Linked DNA regions of Mus musculus: region 2 is linked to region 1. Evidence: chromatin loops called from intact Hi-C (ENCODE). Cell type or tissue: heart. All regions are shown on one strand. Each heading gives the region's core, and the rest is flanking DNA. Links, peaks and the distances in the headings are about the cores only. Region 1 holds the start of Ntpcr (nucleoside-triphosphatase, cancer-related). Region 2 holds the start of Map10 (microtubule-associated protein 10).

Region 1 (5,373 bases), core at 272-5,271:
CCACTCGACACTCGGGCTTTCCAGGTAGAGGCTGTGACCTGAAAGAAGACACTGTTTGCTGGAGGATTCCCCACCGATTTCTGGGGTTGGTCTGTTCTGCTGACCCACTTGCTCTCTGCACACACCCTTAACAATCCCCATATAAAAGGAGAGAGTGTACAAGGTTGGACTCACTGTGGTTTCTCTCCTGAAACCAGGCCCTCTCTGAATGTCAGCACCACTCTGGCCAAATTCAGTCTTGCAGTGTGTGATGGTTTGTATATGTTTGGCCCAGGGAGTGACACTATTTGGAGGTGTGGCCTTGTTGGTGTAGGTGTGTCACTGTGGGAGTGGGCTTTTATACCCTCACCCTAGCTGCCTGGAAGCCAATATTCTGCTAGCAGCCATCAGATGAAGAGGTAGAACTCTCAGCTCCTCCTGCACCATGCCTGCCTGGATGCTGCCATGTTCCTACCTTGATGATAATGGACTGAACCTCTGAATGTATAAACCAGCCCCAATTAGATGTTGTCCTCATAAGAGTTGTCTTGGTCATGGTGTCTGTTCACAGCAGTAAAACCCTCGCTAAGATGCAGTATTAACAGTGAGGTCTCTCCAGTGAGTGCACACACCACAGCACAAGAGCTGAGCCCAATGTGGCAGGTCTCCTGTCATCGTTCTAACTAGTCAGGAGGCTGAAGCAAGTGAAGGCAAGAGAACAAAAAGCTTAGGGGCCATTGGGCAACTTAGACTTTCTCAAAATAAAAAGTAAGCAAGGGGTTGCTGGGCATGGTGGTGCACACATCTTAGTACTAGGAAGCAAAGGCGGGTGGATCTCTGTGAGTTCCATACATAGCAAGACCTTGTATCAAAACTAAGGTTAAAATTAAACAGAGAGCTGGGGGTATAGCTTAGTGATTGAGGCTTGCCCATGACACTTCCAGGGCTGGCCACCATGGAACTCCAGGTACTGGGAGACTCCTTGTCTCAGGGAAGAGAGCCACAGAGCAGGACATCAGATGTCCCCGTTTGGCCTCTGCACAGACCCATGGACCACATGCACTCATACAGAGAAGAAATGTTCCCAAGAAGTACAGAGGCCAGGCTAGAGACACCCCACCCCCACCCCTGCAGAAACAAAACACCAGTACCCAACTCTGGACAGAGGCCCCTGGGCACCAGACAGGGTGACGACATCGAATCCTATCCTCTTCCCTTCCTGCCTGACTTCTTGTGTGTAAAATCCATCCACGGGCAGCCCGGAGGACTGCAGGACCTCGATGGCTTTCTGGATCAAGGTTGTTTTGCCAACCCCTGAAAGAGACAAAGGAAGAAGAGGGGTCAAGAAGTTTTACCTTGTCAAGCCCATCTGGCCTGCAAAAAAGCAATAGCTGCAAACAGGACGGGCTGCAAATGTCACTGCCTGCCAGATTGCTCCAGGTGTGAGGGATTTTCCACCCCAGCAGAGGCAGGCGGCGGCATGAAGTTTACTTACTTCTAATGCAGTCCCAGGACATATCTGGGACCTCCTTCACTCCTAGATTTACCCTCTGTTCTGGTTTAAATCTAAAGCATCCCTCCAGCCACTCTTGTGTCTGATCAGGCAGATGGTACTGTGTGGGGAGGTCGTTAAGCCTTTATAGGGCATGAAGCCTGGCTGTGAAGGTGGGTCAGTGGTGGTGGGCCAGAGGGTTGCAGCATAATCCTTATGGATTTTAAGCAAAAGTATGTATGTGCCAACAGCAGATGTTTGTGGCCTAGAACAATAAGGAACAAAGGTCCCACACTTAGCTCCTGAGGGTGGAGTTCCCTGGGGCTACCCCCGCTTTTTGTCTTTTATTATTTACATCCCAAACACTGCACACATACACACACCCCACCACCAACAAAAAGCCTGTCACTTTAACATTTCACTTTAGCTCTCATACCAAGCAGGCAGCACTTTTATTATAAGGGGAGGGGAGTATATTTATGGGCCAGCAAGACGGCTCAATGGGGCAACAAGAACCAACTCCTCAAAGTTGTCCTCTGACCTCCACACCTGCGCACACACTCACATACGTAAATAAATGCAACTTTCAAACTCCATATATCCGTATTTCCAAACAGACAACACACAGCAGCCCAAGAGCTCTTGACCCAGAGGCTATCTCCTCACAGGGATTGTTATGTTAAAAACAGCTGAGCAAGCCAGACAGTGGTGGCCCATGCCTTTAATCCCAGCACTTGGTAGGCAGAGGCAGGTGGATTTCTGAGTTGGGGCCAGCCTGGTCTACAGAGTGAGTTCCAAGACAGCCAGGGCTACACAGAGAAACCCTGTCTCAAAAACCAAACCAAAAAAAAAAAAAACCAGCTGAGCAAAGCCCCCTCTGAGATGACTTACAGATGCTGGTCAATATTTAGGAAGAGGCTGAGAGGCAGTGGTGCTGACAAAGGGTGCTTTCTTTTTAAAAGTCTCGCTAACTTGCTGGAGAGGGGCTTAGAAAGCCAAACCCTTTGGGATGTTAGTGAGACACACTGGAGTGGGGCCTGTAGCGCAAGGGGCGAAGCATTACTAACTCTTGAGACAGGAGGCAGGGGTGTAGAGGTGCAAATCCGGGACTGACAGTACTCCCAGGTTCTCCTCGGGGAGGAGGGGAAAGCCTGTGAGTCCGGTGTTCACTAAACCTCTTATGAACATAGGTATTGATGATGGCTCCGGGTGAACCCTACAGCAGGAAGCTGGGGACCCAACTGCACCCTGATTTCAAATGCAGGGCATGCTGTGCAAGGCCGGCGCGCCTCCAACTGCGGCCCCCTGCTCCTCCCCAAAGCCTCTGCCTGTTCAACTGACTCTAAAGTCTACAGAGTACACCTGGGCCTCAGTGGCGCGAGACCCGGGTGACAACCGGTCCTTGGGGACATGTAACCGGTGCTCCCCAGTCCTCCTGGCCTTCCCTCTCGCCGGGTTGCGATACACCAAGCCAGGCCGGAGACCGGACAGAGGTCCAGGCGCTCTACCTCCCCGCCAAGTCCCGCAGGCTCTGGGTCACCTGGAGGCCCGGTGAGGAACACGTGCCGCGACATGTGCGTGGGGGTCTGGGTGCGGGGTGGTCCAGAGCGGGGCGGTCGGGGGTCAGAATGGGCGGCCAGGCTCCACCCCTTACGCTGAAGGCCACGCCCCTGTCGGCAGGGAAAGCACCGCCCCGCCCCGTGGTCGCGCATGCGTTTCCAACGCTCCCCCCCCCCCCTTCCCGACACACAAGGCGCACGCGCATTCTTCCCTACTCCTGGTGCTATGTGGCAGTGGCTGGCTGTAAGGTCTGGGAACAGTCCTATGTGCCAGACTCACGTGAGGTGTCTGCACGGATGCATTCGTGGAAATTCCAGATACTTGGCCGTTGCTACTTAAGTATCTGAGTTCTGTCCCTGAGACCCTCACCTCAGGCTGCAAGTGAGCTCCTATGTAGCAATAGAAACCCTCCTTGAAGGAGCAGCCGTTGGTGGGATTTGAACTCCGTGTACAATGTTCACTTGGCTGCGGAGCAGTCAGCTGGAGAACAGCTAACCTCAATTTATCCTGGCCTCCACCTCCCGAGATGAATATCTGAGACAAGGTAGTAAGAGTCTAAAGATCTGATTAAGCTTTTTTATTGCAACCTGGAAGTAGAAGGAGCTTCCAGTGACCTGACCTGAGCGGCAGAAACGGCAGAAAGAGTTGTGGAAAGCAGAAACAAGAGCAAAAGCGAGGCTTCTCTCCGCAGAGTTCTCCCCTTCCATTGCTGAAAAAGAACTTCCTCACTGACTTCATTCAGCTGACTGGGACGCCCATGCTCGGGGGAAACTAGCCCAAAACAGTTTTTTCAAAGCCAGTTTGATGGTCATCTTAGTGATAGTGCCTTGATTCCATTTTGGCCCGATCTGGACTGCTAGGGGCTCACACAGCAGCTTGGCCCAAAGCGATGGCCTCCTTTAGACTGGAGTAACTGGCATTGGTCCGGAGAACTTGAACCTGTTTGCAGGAGGTTTTCAAGCTTGCCCACGTTGCAGACCTCTGATGCAGGCGGACTTCCTATCCCCAGCCATGCACCGAATCCCTCATCTCTGCTCCATACCTCCACACTTGTCTATCAACCCACAACTGCCTTACCCAGAGAAAGTGGATCCTTACCTCAGTTAGCCTCGAGACTCATTCCACCAGCAAATGAAGTGGCAGTGGCTTTTGCCCGCGATGTACCTGTAGACCCTTCTAGTCGAGCATGCGTGCAGTTGGGCTTGTGCTCAGTCACCCTCCATTCTGGATGAGAAAGCCATTTCCAGGAATCCTTACCTTTAATTGGTTTGCGAATGTAATATACATACACACATTCACACACACACACACACACACACACACACACACACACACACACATTTTTGGACTCCTTTCAGCAGGCAATATATGCCAGTTTAACAGCTCAGTTTCCTGCTGTTTAAATCACCTAAAAAGATTGGCAAGCCACACCTGCCACTGTCATCTCAGTGTTGTTTATAGCCCTGTGTTACTCTAATGGAGTATTATTACTTCTTATCCCAATGGGTAACTTGCCTTCCGCATCTTGCACCTGCATGGACTCAGAGAATGGCTGATGTAAGCAAAGCAAACCCATGGGAGAACCTTACACAGAGAGACAACATGTATAGAATCCTAAGTGCTTCTTGTATCCAGAATATTCATTTTAAATATTAACCCTCTAGAATTTTCCATCGCTGGCAAGGGGACTGGAATTGTAAGGCGTTCTGGGAGTTGGGTTGTTTTCGGTAGCTCAGAGACAGAATCGACATAGAGAATCAATACCGGAGGAAACAAAGAAAATGTCTACATCGATCTGCTTGGCCTTGGGCACTCTCCCTCTTCCTCTCCTTCTCTCTTTTTAAGACAGGATCTTTTCTGTAGCCCAGGTTAGCTCAAGCTTCTCCTGCCTCAGCTTCCTCAGTGTTGGGATTACAGTCATTCGCCCCCAAAACAAGTTAGATGGAAATCCTTCATCCATTAAAAGAAAAAAAATGAGATGACAGTAGTATGTTCACTATATGATAATTCATTGAATGAGTGCTCACTTGGTACAATTTCCACGAAATAACAACATAGTTTCAATGATTTATATGTAGTAAATTAGCATCAAAGGGTCACAGCAAGTGAGTACAATACTGATTTCAAATTTGGTTATCTTGACTCGTGTGTGTGTGTGTGTGTGTGTGTGTGTGTGTTCATGCATATATGTAATTGTGTGTACAAAAGCCACAGGACAGCCTCTGGTGTCCCTAGGGAACCATCTACCTTGTTTTTGAGACAGTCTCTCGCTGGCCTGGAGCTTGCCAAGTAGGGAATCTTCCTGTGTCTGCTTCCCCAGGCTTGGGATTATAAGTGCACAA
Region 2 (5,373 bases), core at 71-5,070, 64 kb after region 1:
AGCAAAAGTAAAGCACTACTCAAACATGTCTCTATTAGGAAGTTTCCATCCTTCTTGTTAGTGTTAGTACTACAGCCTATGGTAGGCTTTTTAAATGCTAAGGCATTTGTTCAGCAACTTCATAAAAACCAAAATAATATTGGTGTGTAAAACAGGACAGATTCTCTTATCAAAAAACATAAGCTCAAATAAGTGTTCATCAAGTAAGAGAAAAGGGAGAGTAAGTAATAAAAGATCAGAATGTTATGAAAGTCTGTAAACCAAAAGCTCTTAGCGGCAGGGGTAGATCACAAATACATTTTGGGGTCTCAAGCTCTAACACATCCATCTGTTGCAAGATTTATTCCCATTAAGAATTGGTGCTAAACTTATTAGCAAGCCCTTCTTTTTACAATGGTACATGAAATGCCAACTTAAGAATAATCTTTTCTTCAAGACAGGTATGATTGGAGAGTATAGACATTTAATCTTAAGCATTTTACAAAGGAATCACTCCTAAGCCTAACAGTGACTTCAGAGTATAATCAGTTTGTAGGGTAAGAAACATCAATGATAAACTATTTACATTTCTTAAGAACTACCACATACATACTAAGGTTATGTGTGAGTTATTACAACTCTGCAGTAACAGCACCCAGCAGCTATAGAACTAGTTTTTTAAAATAGCATACTTTCACACTGTGTATCCTGGAAGTTTATTTATTACTAACTCGCAGATGTCTTTGCACTGTCTGGAGATGCGCAATGAACCAAGGCCATCTTCTTCTTCTTGGAAATCAGCTAAGTCACTGTCATCTATGGCCTTGAGTTCTAGCTCAGACAAATTTGATGGCTCGTAAGAACTCACTTGAGATGTCCTTGGTGACTGGCTCTTCTCAGATGACTTGTGACCAGCTCTTACTTTAAGTTTAGTGGAGCTGTCCCGTCCTTTCCTCATGACTTTTGAACTACCTGGATCTGCCTGGTTTTCCTTTTCATTTGTCCACTGTGATGAAAAGTCACTGGTAGAGAGACTGGATGCTTCCTCCAGACTATCATGAATCTTCAGTGCACGGGATCTTTTATGAGAACACACTGGTGAGCCAGCAGAAAAGGGAGGGGTGAGCACAGAACTCGAGTCACTGCTGTTTTTCCTTGTGGACAGCCTTGCCTCACTTGACTTGCTTGCCCGTGAACCCTTTTGCACATGTTCTACCCCTGTGCTGCTGTCGGGAGCCGGCAGACTTCTGCTGTTATTCTCAGTTGTGCAGAAATCTTCAGAATAACAAGGGCTGGTGAACCCATCCCGATACAGTAGTTCTGAGATGCTCTCGCATGAACTTTTTCTACTGGTTGGTCTATTTTCACTTGTATCAGCAGCACTTATGGCTTTGACTTGCCTACCATCTTTCCCCTCATCCACAGTTTTGTCAACAGTAGGTTCCTGTAGGGAAAGCCCTGGGCTTGGGACTTTGTTTTTCCAGTTTCCCCCGAAACTATTTGATCGAAGAGATCTTTCTGGGGTGACAGAGCCTGCAGGGCTCACGGGTGCTCTCAGAGCAGTGACAATGGTTCTGTTTTCACTCTGGTCAACCATTTCTTGTTTCATGGCATGGCTCTGTTTCACTTCTTTAGTTGTGCTTGACTCATCAAAGCCTGCCCTGATTTGCATTGAAGTATCACTACCTTCCTCAAAAGACCCAATGGAGTCTAAAGATTCATCCCCGGGCAGCTGTGGTGGCAACTGGCTTTGAACTGCCAAGCTTGGTAGTTTCCCATTAGAGTCTGTTGGTGTATCTGCGGGCAGCTGTGGTGACATCTGGCTTTCTGCTGCTGAGCTTGACACCTTCCCTTTCCAGGAGGGGATTCGCAACTTTGGCCCCACAGCTTGTATCTGTGACCTCCTGTACTGTTCTCTCTTTTCATGTACAACCAGCATGTTGGGGTTTGTCTGCTGTAAACGCAGTCTCAGTGTATTTGTTAAGCCATACAGCAGCCTCCCCTTTGTAACCTTTGGTGGGGGGCTGCCACCGATCTTTGGATGTTTTCCTTTAGGGTTCTTTTTAGACTGGGGATTCACCAACTTTTCATTTTCTCGCACAGAAAGCTTGTTGCTCTTTGATTCCGACGGGGATGTGGACTTGGTGGAAGGGTCTGGCCCCTTGTCTTCACCTCTGTACAACCAGGCTAAATGGGGATGCACCTGGGTGGGGCTTGCCACGGGCTGGTTGCACAGCAAGGACAGCTCAATCAATAAAGCATTCAATAGTGGCAGCTGTCTTATAGCATTGACTGGACTTTGTTCAATCTGAGGAGGACACGGAGCTTCGTTCGCTTCTCCTGGACCCTGAGTCTGAGGAAGATTTGGAAGCACAGGAGGGCTCTCCTGCACTGCAGCTCTTGTATGTTTCACTGGCCTTAAGGGAGGACTTACGAGTTTTGTTTCGGGAAAAATGTCATCTAGATCCTCAGGTTCATTTCTCTGAGGCTCAATAGTGATTTCAACCCTGGCTGAAGGAGTCTTTTCCTGAGTCAGGTGAGTGTAATACAGTGGAGGAGGGCAAAATGTGTTGGTTTCAAAGTCCAGTTCTGTGACATCCTGACTGACAGAACTGACAGTTTTCCCACTGGGAGCGGGTGAACAAGGGGCAGAAGCCATGTCCCCAGAGCTAGCCTTACTGTGTAAGACCGCTTCTTCCCAGGACTTCTGGACAACTGAGGCGTCTGAGTCCCCTGCAGACCAGCTGTTGGTATCCTTGGCACATGGCTCTGAGCCCTCCAGAAGGCGTGCATTTGAGACACACTGTAGACATCTGGCAGAGATGCCTTTGGTGCATGGCTTCGAGGTCTCCTCGGTTCTTGGCTCTGACACCTCCAGGGCTTCGGAGTCCAGGATACAAGCAGGGCTCAGAGGGCCTCGCAGCTGCGGAACCCCCGGGGAAAAGCGTCCCAGTTCGGTCAGGCGATAGAAGAGCGCCAGCTCCCCAACACGCTCGGCCTCTGGCCCGCGCAGGGCGAATACACCTCGCTGGCCCAGGGAGGGGACCAGCAGGATGTCGCAAGCTCCCACCAGGCCGGGCGCAGAAGTCGGGCCCACGGGCAGTTGCAGCAGGGCTGCGCGCAGACGCGGGCGCCGCAGGGCGGCAGGGTGCAGGCGCAGTAGGCAGGCCTTGCCGCGCCCGAAGCTGATGGCGCCGCGCTGGGGCTCCGGGCCAGGAGCGGCCGGCGGGAAGACGAGCAGCGGCGGGAAGTCCAGCAGGCGAAACGCCACAGCCGGGCTCGCGGCGCACGGCGACAGCCCGGTCTCCAGCCGCACCCAGTCCACGAGCAGCTCCAGCGAGAAGAGCCGCCCGGCCGCCGTGGTCGCCATTGCTGTTGCCCCGGGCGACGCCGCCAGCTCGCTCCGCCAACCGGAAGCGGGAGCGAGGGTCACGTGACCGGCCGCGCCCTCGCGAGACTTGACTTCCGGCCCCGAGTGCTCTTGGGAGTTCTTTTGCCTATGGGGTTTTGTCGGAGCAGCTGCGTGATGCTGAGGGAGTAGACGCGCTCAAGCAGCACTCTCTCTAAATTTTATATAAATGAATATAATTTCTATTTTATATTTCATCACCGCAGGTCCTACGTCTTTAGGGATCACGTACCGGAAGTAAATGGGCCGCCCTGCCCATTTAGGCCTCAGAGCCTGCTGACCACTGCTCAAGTCAACCTTTTTTGTGGTTGCTGTGCATCTGTCAGAGGCTGTAGCTTCTGTCACCGGCTCCTTCCTCTCTTTGTCCTCTCACACAATGACCACTAGTAGGCCATCCTGCCCTCACCGGACTTGTGGCTTCTTGAAGCCTCAGGAGGTTTGACCTCAGCTTCCATCGTGACCACCTTGCATCGCCCAGGTGTAGGGGAACTCTCAGTGTATTGGGACAGTGCACCCTAACACCCACCAGAGCCCTCACCTCCCACCCTGACATCTGACCACCCTGGTGTGTCTTCAAAAAGACTCTGTTATGTTAGTTGATGCAGAATTCCCTACGGATGGGAACCCACTAGCTTCGGGTCTTTACTATATAATATGAGGGGCCGGGGGAGAGGGATCATGTACTATCCTAAGGTATTGAAAATGATGGGTCAGGGCTGGAGGTGCAGCTCAGTGGAAGAGTGCTTGTTCACTGCATACAATCTCCAGTACCACCGCCATGAGAGCGGAAGAAGTGATTGGTTCAGTTAGTAGGCAAATGGCATTGGTACATATGTCTGGGAGGAGCGGTGAGTGAAAGTAGTGTCTGCCACTGGAGATCTGTAGTGCACAAGCTACGCACAGAGGAATTTAGCACCAGCCCATTTTACGATTTTACATCTCAGATCCAAGTTCAGAAGCTCCACAACTTCCAGGGTGTCTCGAAGATTCCCAACCCTGGTCTCTCATATAAGACGCAGATCAGGAGTCTCCCTTCCTATTTATTTGATCTAAGTCAGAGCTCACAAAGACACGTTGTGTTGGTCTCATGTTGTGGGTGATTCTGAGGCAGACACAACCCTTGTGCTTCTCTCTCTCTCTCTCTCTCTCTCTCTCTCACACACACACACACACACACACACACACACACACACACACACACGTCACTGTCTCACTGTCAGGATGGTAGCACAGTCACAAGGATAGAGTAGAAAAACACATATGCAGTCATATAGTCCTGGCTCCCTCAGTTACACCATCAAGGGAAGGAGGGAAGCAGGTGACCAACTATCAGCTGTGATGCTCCACCCTCCACAGGCACCAAAATATGCTGGGTTCTTACCAGCTTCTTGTTGGTCTTAGTCCTCTTGGTAACCTCATCAGTTAGGTTGCATAGCAACAAGTGTTCAAGCTGCAATAGATGTTAGATCTTCCTGTCTTTAGTTAAGTGTGGAAAACTAGCAGCATCCATGTCAAAAACATGGCTCAGGGAACAAAGACCATCAAACACTCAACAGCAGAGAGGCAAATTCAGGGCCTCTCTGGAGGTTTATTCTGTAGAATTCACTACAGCAGTAAACAGTTTATTCTGTAGGAAAATCAGCCTGATGTTTGTTTGTCTTTGAGACAGCAGGGTCTCCTTTGCCACCCAGGTTTGATCTTGTGATCCACCCATCACAGCCTCCAGTGCTAGGATCACAGGCATCAGCCCCCAAACCTAGCTTGGCCCAACCTGCAGAGATGGGTTATATTTACAGGTCTGTGTGCCTCCACAACCCAATTTCAGGTAATGCTGGGAATGGAACCTAGAGCTTGTAGTATGGTAGGCCATGCTCACCCACCGCGTTACATCCTCAGCCAAAGTCTTCATTATTGCATCTGTGAAGAAGTATATGAAAGTTCCTGGTATCGTTTTCTTTATGATTGTGTGTGTGTGTGTGTATGTG

What was found. Peaks named below come from ENCODE experiments on the same cell type or tissue, not always from the same donor. Only the 100,000 strongest peaks of a DNase experiment are listed, where the experiment ranks them.
Region 2: a loop joins it to region 1, with 2.0 times the contacts of the local background. A loop is called at or near these places in 5 of 42 quality-filtered maps.

Annotation. Positions count from the first base shown.
Region 1 is chr8:125,731,988-125,737,360 of GRCm38, reverse strand. It overlaps Ntpcr (nucleoside-triphosphatase, cancer-related), which reads right to left and starts at 3,158. Exons shown (of 5, transcript NM_025636.5): 1 at 3,012-3,158; 2 at 1,131-1,293; 3 at 1-38. The coding sequence starts at 3,045. In heart, for the core only: no CTCF peak of the experiment used is centred there; a DNase peak (open chromatin) is centred at 3,090; H3K4me3 peaks cover 1,181 bases; H3K27ac peaks cover 2,191 bases.
Region 2 is chr8:125,667,846-125,673,218 of GRCm38, reverse strand. Map10 (microtubule-associated protein 10) reads right to left here and starts at 3,401. Exons shown (of 1, transcript NM_028908.3): 1 at 1-3,401. The coding sequence starts at 3,349. The coding sequence ends at 674. In heart, for the core only: a CTCF peak has its summit at 3,109; DNase peaks (open chromatin) are centred at 3,288 and 3,897; H3K4me3 peaks cover 1,413 bases; H3K27ac peaks cover 1,367 bases.